Linked DNA regions of Homo sapiens: regions 1 and 3 are each linked to region 2. A link is an interaction called in ENCODE POLR2A ChIA-PET data of the cell type or tissue named here. Cell type or tissue: CD4-positive, alpha-beta T cell. All regions are shown on one strand. Region 1 overlaps TRPM8 (transient receptor potential cation channel subfamily M member 8). Region 2 holds the start of LINC01891 (long intergenic non-protein coding RNA 1891). Region 3 has its middle 130 kb from the start of SPP2.

The links. ChIA-PET counts read pairs that join two places held together with the same protein. Peaks named below come from ENCODE experiments on the same cell type or tissue, not always from the same donor. Only the 100,000 strongest peaks of a DNase experiment are listed, where the experiment ranks them.
Region 1: POLR2A ChIA-PET joins it to region 2 with 6 read pairs; 3 of 35 experiments call an interaction of 5 or more read pairs at or near these places.
Region 3: POLR2A ChIA-PET joins it to region 2 with 9 read pairs; 2 of 35 experiments call an interaction of 5 or more read pairs at or near these places.

What each region holds. Positions count from the first base shown.
Region 1 is chr2:234,007,991-234,010,490 of GRCh38, reverse strand. It overlaps TRPM8 (transient receptor potential cation channel subfamily M member 8), which reads right to left. Exons shown (of 26, transcript NM_024080.5): 24 at 2,388-2,421. Among named protein-coding and RNA genes, the nearest start is that of SPP2, 41 kb to the left of the region's middle. In CD4-positive, alpha-beta T cell, no CTCF peak of the experiment used is centred here; no DNase peak of the experiment used is centred here.
Region 2 is chr2:234,453,658-234,456,157 of GRCh38, reverse strand. It overlaps LINC01891 (long intergenic non-protein coding RNA 1891), which reads left to right and starts at 1,563. Exons shown (of 3, transcript NR_146988.1): 1 at 1,563-1,673. It also overlaps the pseudogene HSPE1P9. In CD4-positive, alpha-beta T cell, no CTCF peak of the experiment used is centred here; a DNase peak (open chromatin) is centred at 1,517; H3K4me3 peaks cover 1,355 bases; H3K27ac peaks cover 2,074 bases.
Region 3 is chr2:234,177,985-234,180,484 of GRCh38, reverse strand. No RefSeq gene overlaps it. Among named protein-coding and RNA genes, the nearest start is that of SPP2, 130 kb to the right of the region's middle. In CD4-positive, alpha-beta T cell, no CTCF peak of the experiment used is centred here; no DNase peak of the experiment used is centred here.

The sequences.
Region 1 (2,500 bases), 450 kb after region 2:
GGTCCAAAAGAATTGAAATCAGGATCACAAAGAGATATCTGCATTCTCACATTCACTGCAGCATGATTCACAATAGCCAAAATATGGAAACTACCTAATGTCCATCAAGAGATCAATGGATAAAGAAAATGTGGTACATACCTATAATGGAATATTTTTCACCCTTAAAATGGGGAAAGAAATGCTGCCATTTTCCACAGCGTAAGTGGAGCTGGAGGACATTATGCTAAACAAAATTAGCCAGACACAGAAAGAGAAATAATGCACTATCTCACTTATATGTGAAATCTAAAAGAGTCAAACTCATCAAGTCAGAGAGTAGCACGGTGGTCGCTGGGGCTAAGAAGGAGGGGCAAATCAGGTGATATTGGTCAAAGGGCAGAAAGTTTCTGTTATGCAAGATAAATAAATTCTAGAGATCAACTGTACAGCATGGTGACAATAGTTAACAACATTGTACCCACGAAATTTGCCAGGAGGAGAGATTTTAAATTAATCTAATTCCCTCACACATACATACAACACTCACAGATGGTAAATATGTAGAAGTAATACGATGTTAATTAGCTGGGCTCGGTTGTAGTGATCATTTTGCAATGTATACATGCATCAAAGCATCAAATTGTACATTTTAAATATATATAATTTTATATGTCAATGATATCTCAATAAAGCTGTTTAAAAATAAATTTAAAAGACTCCAGAAGCTTTCTTGAGAAACAAAAGATTATCCCTAAAATTCTCTGTGAGTAAAAAGAAGGAGGGATTTTTGGTTGTTCAGAAGGGGAAGTAAGAGGACAGAGGGGGAAATTTTAAAAAAAGAGACAGAGCAAGGGGAAAGGGAGAAGGGGAGGGAGGCGGTGGGACCTCCTGAGTGATGGCCGAGGCTCTGCGCTGTGCAGTGGGGATCCAGGCTGACGAACTTCCTGGACCCTAGGAGTCAGGTCAGCTGGTCCTGTATCCACAATTCTACCGCCTCTCCTCTGACCCAGGGCCCAGGCTGGGGCCAAGGCTCGCACCCTGTCCCTCTCTTCCTGCATCCACTGTTGCTGCCCTCCTCTGTCCACTCTCTGCATGTCCCACAGCAGGATCAGGACCAAGGTGTGGCTTGGGGAAGCTTTTGCCCAAACCCTAAGATGGCTTTCCATTAGCTCCCTCCGAAGTCACTCCAAATAAACTCGAGTAAAAAACAAAACAAACTAAAATAGACTGTTTTCTCTACAAACACACCACGTAGAAGAGTTCCCAGCGCATCTAACTCCCCAACCAGATTGCTGGAGCCTCTCCTCCACAACCATTCTGATCACTCAGAGAGCACTGTGAAAGGAGGATTCCAGATAGGTCCCTCTTGGGTTTTAAAACTCCCCGAGCCTTCCCTTGCATGGGAATAAAATCCAGCTCTGTAAAGAGGCAAGCAAGTTCCCAGGCAGAATAACCCAGACTCCCCCACTTCTTCCCACTGGGCTCTCTTCTGGTTCATGCTGCCCCTCATTTCAGCTGCTTACAACAACCCATCGTTCTCTAGACTTAGGGCCTTCACAGCTGCCAACTACTGCCTAGATTTTTTAAATGTTGAGGGTAAATAACACAAATAAATAAACAAGAAACTGTAAACAGATAAATTCTTATATGAGAGCTCTGCAAGGGACCCCTTTTGTTCATTTATTCATTCAATAAACATTTATTAAGGCTCTACTATGGTCAAGGTACTGGGTGGTGGAGATTTTGCCAAACCAGATGGGGTCCTGTCTACCCACCGAACAGCCACAACACTGGGAGGTCTATGAATGTCATCATCCGGGATGCCATTCTCAAACTAACGTGATAGAATACCAAATATCATCTCCTCTTCAGAGCCTAGCAGGGATCTAGCATATACGAATCGATTGTGATTTGAACCTGATTATAATTTCAGCTACCCAGCTCAGAGTGAGGGCAGACACACTCTGTCTATGCCTGGTGTTCATATGCGTACTCACGCATTTCCAATGCCCTCCAAATAAAACAGGCAACGAATCAGAGTGGCAGCAAAGACTAGCATCAAGGCACACTGGCTCCCAAAAAGCTCTTTTGAGCCTTCCTTATGTTCCCTATAATTGTAAGCATCTTCACCTGCCTCCACAGCTGAAAGAAAGAGAAGAGGGGGCCCTGAGTTGGATAAGACAGAAAAGATTTTGGACATCATGGAAGTGGGACTTCAAGACTCTTCCCTGGGAGATGCTTAGAGCATGAGAAGCAATACCATTCCAGCACCCTGCTCTTAGACAGTGAATTAAGAAAGCTGAATATAACTTCTTTTATTATCACAACTACTGGCCTCTAGCTGAAAGCTCAAAGTATTAGTGACCAAAAAAAAAAAAAAATCCAAACTATTAACAGAACCATACCTTTGTATCCAGTTGTCTAAATCGATGCCTCATTCTGCAAAGAAGTTAATGAAAAAGAAAGTGAACAAGAGAAAAACAGATTGAGAGAGGGCTATTAGGCTCCATTTTGCAGT
Region 2 (2,500 bases):
GGGGAACATCACACCCCGGGGCCTGTCGGGGGGTGGGGGGCAAAGGGTGGGAGAGCATTAGGACAAATACCTAATGCATGTGGGGCTTAAAACCTAGATGACAGGTTGATAGGCACAGCAAACCACAATGGCACATGTATACCTATGTAACAAACCTGCACATTCTGCACAGGTATCCTAGAACCTAAAGTAAAATTTTTTTAAAAAAAAGTTCAACATTTCACTGTTTTTTTCTTTTTGTTTTGTTTTTTTTTAATAAGAGCTTTTATGGAACCAAAAAACCAAAGGAGGATGTCATTATAAATTAAGAATAGAGGGATCTCTCCTTGTGGTGCTGCACGAGAGCGGAGTATGAGTCTGCGGTTGAGGAAGTCATGGCAGGACAAGCATTTAGAAAGTTTCTTCTACTCTTTGACAGAGTATTTGTTGAAAGGATTGCCACCACAACTGTAACCAAAGGAGGCATTATGCTTCCAGAAAAATCTCAAGGAAAAGTATTGCAAGCAAAAGGAGTAGCTGTTGGATCAGGTTCTAAAGGAAAGGGTGGAGAGATTCAACCAGTTAGCATGAGAGTTGGAGATAAATTTCTTCTCCTAGAATATGGAGGCACCAGAGTAGTTCTAGATGACAAGGATTATTTCTTATTTAGAGACGGTGACATTCTGACTGGGCACTGTGGCTCACGCCTGTCATCCCAGCACTTTGGGAGGCCAAGGTGGGCGGATCACCTGAAGTCAAGAGTTTGAGCCCAGCCTGGCCAACATGGTGAAACCCCATCTTTACTAAAAATACAAAAATTAGCCGGGCGTGGTGGTGTGTGCCTATAACCCCACTACCCGGGAGGCTGAGACAGGAGAATGGCTTGAACCCAGGAGACGGAGGTTACAGTGAGCCAAGATCATGCCATTGCACTCCAGCCTGGGCGACAGAGTGAGACTCTTTCTCAAAATAATAAATACATAAAAAAGAGATGGTGCATTCTTGGGAAGTATGTAGACTGAAATAAGTTACTATTGAAATGACATCAACTTGAAGCTGCCCATTCCACTGAAGTTCTGAAATCTTTCATCATGTAAATAATTTCCAGATCTGTCTTTTTTAATAAACTAATGATAACTAATGACAAAAAGTAGAGAGCGTAGCTAAATCTATTCAGTCCATCCTCAATTCAAACTATCCCTCGTGCTTCTAGTTGTTCCTTTTGTCAATCTGTCCTGTTTTCATTACGTGTTGTTCTTCCTTACATTTTCTATTTCTTCTTTGAAATCGCTTTCATAACTTCAAACATACTTATTTTTTAATCTTTTAAGATAATTTTGTTACCTCAATATCTTGAATTGCTACAGGGGTATTATCAACCCAGGGCCAATTCATATGTTACAAGCTTAACTTAGAGTTTCCTGCCCCACGCAAGTAATTTAAATTCAGACTTTTTTTTTTTTTTCTTTTCTGAGACCTGGGTAGCAGCACGTCGATGGGTTGGTTTTGTTTCCTCTTCATTGAAGGTGGTGAGTTTCAAAGATATCAGCTTTATATAAAGCTCTCCGTTCCAACCCTACCCCAAACTTCCTCTCCTGTCTTCATGTGGATGCTAACTTAAAACTCTTATTTCTGGGTCAGATAACTCCCTGCTCTCAGCCCTGATGACTACACCTTTGACACACACTATATTGGTATGGCTTTTAATTTTCTCTTTGTTTCTAGCATTTGAGAATCTCTGTCTTTGTTAATTCAACTATGTATTTTTAAATAAACTTCATATTTTAGCTAACACTTGTAGATATTTGTAGCTGGGGAAAACTAACTTTAGTTGATTCTACTGAGTAGACAGGACTGGAAATCCATTCTCTGGGGTTTGTTAAAACCAAAGTAACTGGCTCTCCTGGATGCTAGCTCACTGTCCAAGTTGAATTTAGTGTCAATCATCCAGAAAATGTCCCGTTTTTCATGTGCGAAGTCTGCTTATAGTTAATAGACCAGCTTAGGTTCTTCATTTAGTTCAGTGAACTCTTCAAAATGTGGTTTCAATATTGAAATAAATGCATATCATTCTAATTTTACTCTTTTCTCTCTCTGCTAGGAAACTGGAGGGAGTAAATCCTACAGACAATAGACAAATGTTTGAAATACTTAGAACATGGTTTGTTTTTCTTTTTGTTTTTGTTCTGAAATGGAGTATTGCTCTGTTGCCCAGGCTGGAGTGCAGTGGTACGATCTTGGGTCGCCACAACCTCCACCTCCCAGGTTTCAGCAATTCTCCTGCCTCAGCCTCCCGAGTAGCTGGGACTACAGACACGTGCCACCATGCCTGGCTAATTTTTTGTATTTTTAGTAGAGACAGAGTTTCACTGTGTTGGCCAAGACAGTCTTGATCTTTTGACCTCATGATCTTCCCATCTTGGCCTCCCAAAGTGCTGGGATTACAGGCATGAGCCACTGTGCCCGGCCAGTTGTTTTAATTCTAGGTTCTGGATACATGGGAAGTGGAGGAAATGCTGGA
Region 3 (2,500 bases), 280 kb after region 2:
TTTAAACTCATTTAGGATCTAAGCTCATAAAAGTTATTGCTATGACATGAAAACACTTGGTTTTGTAAACCCAGATAATCCTAGTCTATAATGAGGCATCTCCATGGCCCGATATACCAAGATTGAGTCCACATAGTGTGTGCAAGTCTTAGAAGCAAGCGCATCAATCACATATGAGGTAACTGGATTTCAATTGTAGTATAATTCAGTTTGGGTTTGTTTAACCATTGCCTGAAATTGTAAGACTATAACATTGAGAGGGTTGGTATCCATAAGATAGAAAAGGCAAGTGTAAGGAGAACAGAACTATCCTTCAACAGACTTTTTTTTTTTTTTTTTTTTTTTTTTTTTTTTTTTTTTCAGAGAGAGTCTTGCTCTGTAGCTCAGGCTGGAGTGAAGTAATGTGGCCATAGCTCACTGCAGCCTTGAAATCCTGAGCTCAAACGATTCCCCTGCCTCAGCCTCCCAAGTACCTGGGACTACTGACGTGCACCACCTCATCTGGCTTGCTCTTTCTTTCTTTCTTCTTTCTTTCTTTCTTGTTTTTCTTTCTTTCTTTCTTTTTGAGACAGGATCTTGCTATGTTGCCCTGGCTGGTCTTGAACTTGTGGCTTCAAGTGATCCTCCCACTTCAGCCTTCCAAGTAGCTCACAAGACTATTTTAATGAAGTGGTATTGAAATATGGATGGCTTCCTTTATAGGATTTAGCAAAACTCAATATGGGAAGGTGAGTTATGTTTTTATTTTCCACTAGTTCCAGTGTGAGAATGTTGCATGATGTATATACAGGGAAGACCTTAAAAACCAAATTAAACATCCAGACCCAGATAACCAACAGCCCATGCCATATCTCCTCCAACTCCTGCAGACATATGGATGTGAAAATCAAACTTGCTATTTTTCCTGAAGAATCTGTTATGGGAGGCAGAATAATGGCACCCAAAGGATGTCCACATCCTAATTCCCAGAACCTGGAACCTGTGAATATGTTATGTTCCATGGCAAAAGGGACTTTGCATATGAGACTAAGTGAAAGATCATGAGATGGAGAGATTATCCTGCATTATTGGGAGGGGAGTGCAATATACTCACAAGGACCCTCATAGGAGGAAAGCAGGAGTCAGAGTAGGAGATGGTGACATGGCTGCGGAAGCAGAGATTAGAATTTTGTAAGGCCATGAGCCAGGGAATGTGGGCAGCCCAGAGGAGATGGAAACAGCAAAGAAATGGATTCTCCCCGAGCGCCTCCAGAAAGAACGCAGCCCTGCTGACCCACTGGAGGCTTCTGACCTCCAGAACTGTAAGAGAATAAATTCGTGTTGCTTTAAGCCACTGAGTTTGTGATAGTTTATTACAGCAGCGGTAGAAAACAAACACATTTGTCATCCTTCTTACAATAGTCAGAAAAGCTGTAGGAAACAAGTAGCTCATTCAAAAAGGGTACTTGAGGACAATTTTATGAGTCATTTTCAAGGTGTGGGCAAAGTTGAAGAAAATCAGCAAGGGACAGCGATGCGCCTTGGCATCAGCCACACTGGGGAGCCATTCAGGCTGGACAGTTCCTGGCGCCCAGAGTGCAGCAGGAGAGCCTGTGGCCGCTGTTTGCCTGCAGCCTGGCACAGAGGCAGCCACGGATAAGTGGCCTCATCTCTCCCTCCTCCTACTCTTTGATCCCCTGCTGGTGCTGCTGCTTGGCCAAACCCAGCCAGAAGCCACAGCATTAGGGGCCCAGTTGAAATAGTCCATAAAGATAAGCCCCGCAGGGCACAGAGTGTAAAGGGAAAGAACAGAGGACATATCTGGTCTTTCCCTATATTTGAGATCGTGCTGAATGGTTCCATCATCACCCAGCCGCTCGTCTGGCAGCCTGGAGTCGGCTTTGCCTCCTCCTTTTCCTCCTGGCTTCAACAGGAAGATTCAGCTCACACAGTGACATAGCTTCACACTGTTTCTCTTATCTCTCTGTGCCCCTATTCAATCACAATGCCTGCACTACCCCCTCTCAGAACTAACCACTGGCATGAATGGACAGTTATCATTCTTCTCACACAGTTCTTTATATCATGACTAGATTATCCCTAAACAATACAGAGCACTATTTTACATGCTTTAAACTTAACATAAAAATGATAAAAGAATAAAAATGATACATTACTGGAGATCTGGACATGATATTCAGTAATTTGTGGATTTTTTTTTTTTTTTTTTGAGACAGAGTCTCGCTCTGTTGCCGTCTGGAATGCAGTGGTGTGATCTCGACTCACTGCAACCTCCGCCTCCCGGGTTCAAGCGATTCTCCTGCCTCAGCCTCTCCAGTAGCTGGGATTACAGGCACATGCTGCCACACACAGCTAATTTTTTTTTTTTCAATTTTTAGTAGAGACCATGTTGGCCAGGATGTTCTCCATCTCCTGACCTCGTGATCTGCCCACCTCGCCCTCCCAAAGTGCTGGAATTGCAGGAGTGAGCCACCTCGCCTGGCCAATTTGTGGAATTTTT